Linked DNA regions of Homo sapiens: regions 1 and 3 are each linked to region 2. A link is a contact called in ENCODE POLR2A ChIA-PET data. All regions are on one chromosome and are shown on one strand. Each heading gives the region's core, a stretch centred on a gene start or an enhancer-like site at or near the end of the contact. The rest is flanking DNA. Distances are from core to core; before and after follow the strand shown.

Region 1 (2,700 bases), core at 117-2,616, 130 kb before region 2:
TGCTCCCACTGCATTCATTCTCTTTGGGGGTTGCACATAGGGTTAAGGATTTCTGGTTTTCCTTTGAACAATGATTGCTGTATTAAACACAGCTTGGTAACTTTCAGCCTATTATTTGTGTAAATGGCTCTCTAGTGCTTTTAGATTTACTTAATTAAAATTCTAGAATGATGTGATTCCAGTGGGTTACATTAGTCTCACCCTTAACTTCTTCAGTCATTTTTGTCTTCTAGCCTTTTTCTTTGCAAGAGTTCTTATTGAAGACAACAGCTTAGCAGACTTCTCAACTCATAATTCATTACTTAAAAGTTAAAATAATTAAAAGCGTTTGTTGTGGAGCATAGTGGAGTTAAACTCAGCTTGATATTCATGCAACATTGCACTGCCGCAAGAATGTAGCTAACATATCCTTAAAATGAAAAGGGAAAGGTTGCAGTTCCCAGAGATTTTCTACCCATCTTTTGAGCTGAAATCATTTCATAAGTTAACCACTGAGTTTGAATGTATCATCTAGTTATAGTTTAATAGGAGGGAACAAAGGATGCACATTATCTTTTCCCTTTATACCCAGGACATAGTAAGATTCACACAACACAACTCATTGCCCAGGCATGCAAGTATTCCCATGCATGAACAGACCTCCTGTGCCTCTACGTTTTTCCCTCCCTTAGTGACAGAAAATTCACTGGACTCCAGCAAGCGCTGAGCTCTGGCAGCCATTGGCCCCAGAGCTCTACTAGGTAGAGGCTAGCTACGGAGGTGGCCAGTCCGGTGGTTTGTGTCCAGGAGAACATGGCACAGTTAGCTATTTAAATCCAACCAGGATGATGTAAGCGAGCGGGCTGAAAGAGTTAGGCGAAAGGTGAAAGGAAAGGAGAAATCTTGTCAGGCTGCATTATTTACAGTGAGCTGGGCTGAGACTAACATGCCGGCCACCTGTACACTGAGCCAAACTCCTGGCACCTCCATGCTGCCTCCTCGCAGCCCTCGAGAAAGGAGGAATCACTGCAGAAAATTATCTGATGCTAAATTATGTGGGGAGAGGGAATGGTGTAATTTTTAATATGATTTTTTTAACTGGAAGAGCAGGTCTCTCTACTTAGATAAAAACACACAGACCTGCTCTGGTTTGCAAATTACTGGAGTGTCACAGCAAAGCTGGGCTCTCTGTCTCTCTTGCTGATAAGAGAATAGTGTTTACTCTTGCCTCTGTGGTCCTAATAATCCTGAGTGAAACTTTGTAAAATGAGTTCTTGTTTTGCAGGACGAGCAAATGTTCAGGCTCAGGAAATGATGCTAAAGACACTTTGAAAAATGTAAGATGGGCTTGACACAGCATTGGCACAGGATACGTGACAGGAAGCAGCGTGGGGAGCGGTGATAACAGTCCCTGCGGCAGGCAGAGAGCTGGTTTCACACTCCAGCCTGGGTTCCCGCAGCAGGAGCGGGCTCAGTGCACTGAGGCGAGAGCCTTGTTGCACTGCAGAATGAGGGAGGAAATCTGGCTGTGCTCCTAGGGGCCTGGGTTGGGGGAGGCCTGAAGAAGCAGGAGAGGGCCCCGAGAGCACCTTCTTACCAGTGAGGGCTTGACATTCACCTGCACACACACCGCACTTTTAAAAATCGTGTTGGCTTTGGTTGGTTTTGGCCCTGCTCACACTACTTTTCCAAAGCACCTCCTGTTGACGAAGCTGGCTTTGGGACAAGAGAGGATGCATTTGTCCTTAGGGTCTCTCAGGGACAGGCCACGCAACACCACATACACAGGTGCTCAGTAAGAATTAGATGGAGCGGACAATGCTGATTACTGTTAATGACGGGGTAAGTTAATAAAGGCAAGATGCCTGTTTCCGGGCAAATCCGCCCCAGTGCGATGGAACCTGCAGCTGATCTGCTTAGGAGGGTGGCTTTTCTTCCAGATGGCCGTGGCCTTTGTGTCAGGGAAGGGCTTTTTTTTCCATGCATGGTGCACTCTGGTTGTGATGCAGATTAGAAATTCATTTTCATTTGCCACTCTTAAAAAAAATAAACATTCTGGGCGCATGAAAGGGAGCTTTTGAACCCCAAGAGTGTGCTGTGTGTTTGATTGCGTGCGGCGGGACCCTCTCCTAGATCATTAGCAAGTGCGCCTGGCTCTGCGGCTTTATTCGGGCTTCAGCCCTGGCGTCATTCCGACAGCTCTGTTCTTAAAGATGAACTCCCATGCACCCAGTAACTTGCTGTAGAGACCAGAGGGGAAAACTTGATGATATGGATTTACAACAATTATTTTACTAGGTTTGTGTTTCTCCTGCACTATATTCTTCTTTCAAAGAGTCAGAAGGGAGAGATTGATGCCTATTTGCCATTGTTTCTTTAAAGTTGTCATTGCTGGTGTAACTTTGATGAATACTGGAAAGCAGAACTATTCAAACTGTGTGAGTTCTGAAGGGGTCACCAAATTTAAATGATACAAAAGGACCAGCACAGGCAATGAAGTGACAGGGATAGCATGGAGGATAATTCCACAGTATTGCAAAACCAACAGATAGCATCTCATCTCTGTTGAGCACAGCCAGGCATAGGAAGATAGCAATCTTTATCTAGGTATAGAGATGATTCTTGCTTCCAGGTGCTTAAAATCAAGTGAGAGAAACAGACATGTATACAAAGAACTCTAAGACAAGGCACACATGTGACCAAAGTGAAGTGTAAACCCAA
Region 2 (2,700 bases), core at 88-2,587:
TATGATCAAATAATTTGGGGAACATGGAAAGAAGCTTTCTCAGAAAAGTGAGCACCAGAAAGTTGTCAAGTGTAGCTCAGTCATTTTTCAGTAGTAGATTGGTAACCAGAAGCAAAATGGAATGTTTCTTCCTGGGTATTTACCAAAACCTTAGGTCCCCTTTTGTCCTAAACATCACCTAACAATTGCTAATAAGCAAGGAAACTTACATTTGTATTAGTCCTCTTTGTGGATTATCAGTGTCATTTTCTTCTCTTTTTTCTTCTTCCTATGGGCTGCCTTCAGGATTGCAAGTCCCACAGGATTGCAAGTTAAGAGATGGGGGAAAAGATAGGAATTAAAACTTGTGTTTTTCAGTGTGCTATTTCTTGGTGAAATGCTACTTAAGAGGTTGAGAATTTCTCTACTAAGTCCTTTAGAGACTAAACAAGACTTTTTTTAAGTAAGGGATTTGAGGTGGTTTGAAAGATTATATACAATAAAAAAGAAAAATGTGTGTTTAAGTTTGTGCATTTATAGATAATATAAATTAGAATAGAAAGTTAAGAAAGAAATGGATGCACACCTCCAAGCATGAAGCTTGGGCTTTGGTTAACTCCTGCTTTGGGGGAGGGCCCAGTGGGTGGGCTTTTCTTGAGGGTGGGAAATAAAGACCCTGCTGTAGAGCACAGAACTCATTGATAATTTTCACAGATTTATCTCTGTTCAACTGAGAGTTCTTGTTTTCTTTTTTTTAATTTTCACTTGTATATAATGAATTCAAAAGTAGGAGCAAAATTCAGTTAAATGGGTTGACTTGGAACTTGCCTTTACTGTGACCACATGATTTAGCTAGACTCTCCTCCCCACACCCTTTTTTTTTTTTTTTTCCTGCATTTTTTCCAGAAAAGGCCACTGGTCTGAGCATTCAGGGCCCCACCATCATCCCACAGTGAGATTGGTGGCTCTCAGAGGTTGGTGACAAGTCTCTCAAGATACAGGGCCTTCAGAGCTGCATCTGCGTGGTGGCCTTTTCCTGATCCTTCTCCCTCAGGGTTTTAGGCCCTGGTTCACCCAGGCCTCTGCTAAGCTCCCGCACTTTCTTGCCAGAGGTGTCTTAAAGGGAAAAACCTCTCTTTTGTCGCTCCTGTCCCTTCTTTCTTTCTTCCCCCTCCTCATTCCCCTCCTCCTTCCCCTTCTCATTCACTCTTCCAGCCCTCCAGTAGCTGAACATTTAAGAGCTTTTTATGAGCACATTTGTTGTCCTCTGAATAGAAAGAGGAATAAGAAGTGGTTTGTACCCTAGAGGAGCTCACCATGGGAGAGAAGATGCCTGAAGACAAGTGACAATGCTTCTGTGATGGGGGTTGTAGAGGCAGGAACAGGATGCTTTGGTAACACGGAAGAGGAAGGAGAGGAAGTGACTGATCAGCCTCGGAAAGGACTTCACAGAGAAGTTATCTTGAGCTGGGTTTTGAAAAATGAGCAGGAGGCCGGGCGCGGTGGATCATGTCTGTGATCCCAGCACTTTGGGAGGCCGAGGCGGGCGGATCACTTGAGGTCAGGAGTTCAAGACCAGCCTGGCCAACATGGCAAAACCCTGTCTCTACTAAAAATACAAAAATTAGCAGGGTGTGGTGGTGCTTGCCTGTAATCCCAGCTACTCGGGAGGCTGAGGCAGGAGAATCGCTTGAACCCAGGAGGCGGAGGTTGCAGTGAGCCGAGATCGAGACTCTGTCTCGAAAAAGAAAAAAGAAAAAAATGAGCAGGAGATGGCCCGGGGGAGAAGGGGTGGCAAAGTGTAATCGAGGGCACTCTGGGCGGAGGAAGCCGCCTATTCAAAGGCATGGCGTCATGAAGGGTTGAGGACCTCATGTGGTGCAGAGTCTGAAAGATGGCCAGGGTGGTGCCGAGGCAAAGGAGATGAGTTTGGAGGGATAAACCACACTTCAGAGACTGAGGAACCTTTAGGCTATGGGTGCTACTGGCTGGGCCGGAAGTCGCAGGAGGCCTTTGAGCAGGGAAGGCGGAGCTTTGAGATGCCCCCTCTGGCAGCAGTGAGCAGCTATGGGGGCAAACTGTGGAAGGAGCCCATCCAGGGGGCTGTAGAGTTTGGGTAAGAGATGAAGTGAGCTTAAACTGAACCAGTGACGCTGGTGATGGAGAGAAGGGGTGAACGTGTGACCAGTCAGGTGGGGAAAGGGGTGGGGCCCGGGAGTTTAGGAGCTTGGGAAGGAGCTGCTGTCAGAAATGAGATAGGCTAGAGAACAAATACACAGAGGCTGGTCCCCTTCCAGAGAGTTCATTTTTCTTTCATCCGTTATTTTTTATTCTGTGATGGATGGGGGTTATAGAGGCAGGAACAGGATGCTTTGTTAACACGGAAGAGGAAGCGACTGATCGGCCTCTGAAAGGTCTTAAACATAGACAAGTTAGCCTGAGCTGGGTAACTACAGAGTCCATTTTTCTTTCATCCATTATTTTTTACTCCTCTGCTTTCAAAAAAAATCTTAAAATCTGTCTACCTCAGAGATATTGTCTGCTTAGCCCATGGTGTTCTGATATCCCAGTCTTTCCTTTGTAGATGTCCACCCCTTCATTCATTCCATTAATAAATGCCTATTGAGCGCCCACCATGTACCAGGCACTGGACTTGGAGCTGGATGTACAATGGTGAAAAGGATGAACAAGGTTTATGCCTTCACTGAAGCGTCTAGTCTG
Region 3 (2,700 bases), core at 178-2,677, 110 kb after region 2:
ATAAAACAGACCCCTAACTTCAGAGAGCTAAGTCAGGTATTTTAAGAAATGTACATTAAATTTTCCTCTGTTAATTTGTACACTACACCTCTGTGGTCCCAAATTTTCTTATAGGATTGAAGTAAAAGACTGAGTATAAAAGGTCGGGAGAAAGCTGACATATGGAGTAGGTAGGAAGAACCTTAGTACTGGAAATATAGGAAATAAGGTGTTCAGGACTCTTGGGGACAAAGGCAAAGATGTGACTACCCGGCAGAGGGAAAAAAAAAAAGGAAAAGGAAAAGAACACAGTCACTGACTCTTACTGGGCTTCATGTAGCCTTAGAACCTCTGTCACTTTTTTTGAGAAGGGGTCTCACTCTGTTGCCCAGGCTCAGTCATAATGCACTGCTGCCTCAAATTCCTGGGCTTAAGTGATCCTCCCACCTTAGCCTCCCCAGTAGCTGGGACTACAGGTGCATGCCACCACACCCAGCTAATTTATTTCTATTTTTATTTTTGTAGAGATGGAGTCTTGCTATGTTACTTAGGCTGGTCTCAAACTCCTGGCCTCAAGTGATCCTCCTGCCTCAGCCTCCTGAAGTGCTGGGATTACAGACGTGACCACTGCACCACTATCACATATTAATGATTAATAGGGACAAGCTCATTACTAAACTTCTGTAACTCCCAGAGCATAGTAATTGCCCTCCTTATTGTATCTGCCCTTTGTATTATTAAAATCAAAGACTTTCAGAAACCCTCAAGACTCCCCACCATTCTTTTCCAATTCTAGGCCCCATTCAGAATTTCCACCCTCTTCTAGCCTCTTATTAGGACCTTTTCCTACCAAGGTACACTTAGGAAAGAGAGGAGTCATCAGAATGGGGAGGGAGGGAGTGTTGTTGGAATTCTCAGTTAAAATTTAGTTTTTTTCATAGAAACATTGCTAAAATAGAATCTAAATGTCATTACTGCTTCCAGCTTTATAGTTCAGCAAACCTATGCAGTTAAAATCAGCTTTTGTGGGTTGGCTTTACGATTTGTCTGAGTGAAAAAGTAAGTTCAGAGTTTCAAATAATTAATATGAATTTTAACTTTAGACTGTAGTCCTTTTGTGAGGAATGGAAAGCTTAACCATCATTCTTTGCCTAATAAAAGATGGCATGGCACTAATATTGTTACACACTTGGCTCCAGGAGAATGAAAAAGAAACAAACCAGTTTCTGATGCTGGGATCTAGTGTTTTTTGTTTGTTTTTATCTGAGGTTTGAGGGAAAGTGTATTTATCAAATACTACTAAACCAGCTTAACTGTGACAAGTAGTTCTTAATACACTATAATATGATATGATAAAAAAAATTTTTTTTAGGTTGTGGTTTTTAACACTTCACAAGTAGTTTCTTTTCCTGTTAACTTTCAGACAACTCTGCTTAAGCCTAAGCTAAATACCTGGAGGAAGTGCTACCACAATTTTAGCTTTCTTGTTTCCAGTGGCGCTATTATTCTCACCTGTTCCCCATTAGTAGAGTATCATATGTTCACTTACAGCTCTCTTTCTAGCCTAATAAAAATGCTCTTAAAATAATTACAGTAAAATAATAAAACAGTCGTAAATCTGAGAGAGACAAATAGGCATACTGCCCCATCAGTACTAACAAAAAGGTTTACAGATGTTTAAAAACTTTCTTTGGCTTTGGTTCAGCACCTCAGTTAGGAAACTTACCGATCAAGGTCCCTTGTCTTTTTCTACAGGGCCCCCGCCCATAATGTGCTGCCAAAATATAGCTGTTATATTCCTGATACAGCATAAAAAGGCATGAAAACTTTCTAAGTAGTAAAGACAATCTTTCCCTCCCCAATGGGCCATAAGTCCAGAAAAACAAGTTACCTCACTTATGAACCACGCTATTTAAGACTCTGTGATGCAACAATATTGCACTACTATTTTCTATTAAAATGTACTTTTCAAATCAAAATCTTAGCTAAAATGTCCATTAAGGTTATAAAAATTTTGTTTTTTCTCTTATCCTTTTAAATTGGAATTTAGGGCACAGAAAAGAAGTATGTTTTTATTTCACCTAGGAAACATTATTAGGCCGTAGAAACCATAACACTCCACTAATTAGTATCTTTGCAGAGCAATAATTAAAGCAACCTTAATTCACGGGGATGATTCTGAAATACACCAAGATGTTAAAATTCCCTCCATTACACAATGCAATTATTAATATATTCAGCATCTAGTCCAATGTGATGTAATAATTACAGAATTTCAGAGCTAAAACAATTATAAGTTGGGTGAAGCTAGAATAGATTTGGAGCATCTAAGTATTAATACTTTAATTCTATAGATGAAGAAATTGAGAACCAGAGGCAAAATATATGGTTTTAATGTTGAAATATTTATCATATTATAGTTTTTAGAAACTTGGACAATCATCAATAAAATCAAGGCTGGCCTTATGATTTACTAGAGTATATGGCTGCTTGCTTGGTATAATTTCAGAAGCGCTATTATAAAAAAAAAAGGCATAGAAACTTGTCACCCAGATTCTTCCTCAGAGATAAAAATAGTAAAATGATACCTAGTCATCTTCCATTTACATATTTAGTTGATGTTCAACGATGCCTATAATTCTATAAGCTGACTAATTCCATTATCTTTTGTTAAAATGCAAGTACCCTGAAAAATAGAAAAATCATTAAGCAATATAATGG

The links. ChIA-PET counts read pairs that join two places held with the same protein, here RNA polymerase II (POLR2A).
Region 1: POLR2A ChIA-PET joins it to region 2 with 12 read pairs in AG04450. The contact joins the enhancer-like site here to the promoter of ARMC2-AS1 in region 2. POLR2A ChIA-PET finds 5 or more read pairs at or near these places in 2 of 52 experiments (AG04450 and activated T-cell).
Region 3: POLR2A ChIA-PET joins it to region 2 with 10 read pairs in activated CD4-positive, alpha-beta memory T cell. The contact joins the enhancer-like site here to the promoter of ARMC2-AS1 in region 2. POLR2A ChIA-PET finds 5 or more read pairs at or near these places in 8 of 52 experiments (K562, OCI-LY7, Panc1 and 4 more).

Annotation. Positions count from the first base shown.
Region 1 is chr6:108,797,390-108,800,089 of GRCh38, forward strand. No RefSeq gene overlaps it. Among named protein-coding and RNA genes, the nearest start is that of LINC00222, 47 kb to the left of the region's middle. Within about 2 kb of position 1,367, at least 11 of the 41 ENCODE cell types and tissues checked have a DNase peak (open chromatin) inside an H3K27ac peak, as active enhancers do.
Region 2 is chr6:108,922,766-108,925,465 of GRCh38, forward strand. It overlaps ARMC2-AS1 (ARMC2 antisense RNA 1), which reads right to left and starts at 1,338. Exons shown (of 3, transcript NR_104137.1): 1 at 1,296-1,338; 2 at 210-279. The region is part of intron 10 of ARMC2 (armadillo repeat containing 2); the gene reads left to right.
Region 3 is chr6:109,035,289-109,037,988 of GRCh38, forward strand. The region is part of intron 1 of SESN1 (sestrin 1); the gene reads right to left. It also overlaps a transcript of ARMC2 not described here. Among named protein-coding and RNA genes, the nearest start is that of SESN1, 58 kb to the right of the region's middle. Within about 2 kb of position 1,428, at least 3 of the 41 ENCODE cell types and tissues checked have a DNase peak (open chromatin) inside an H3K27ac peak, as active enhancers do.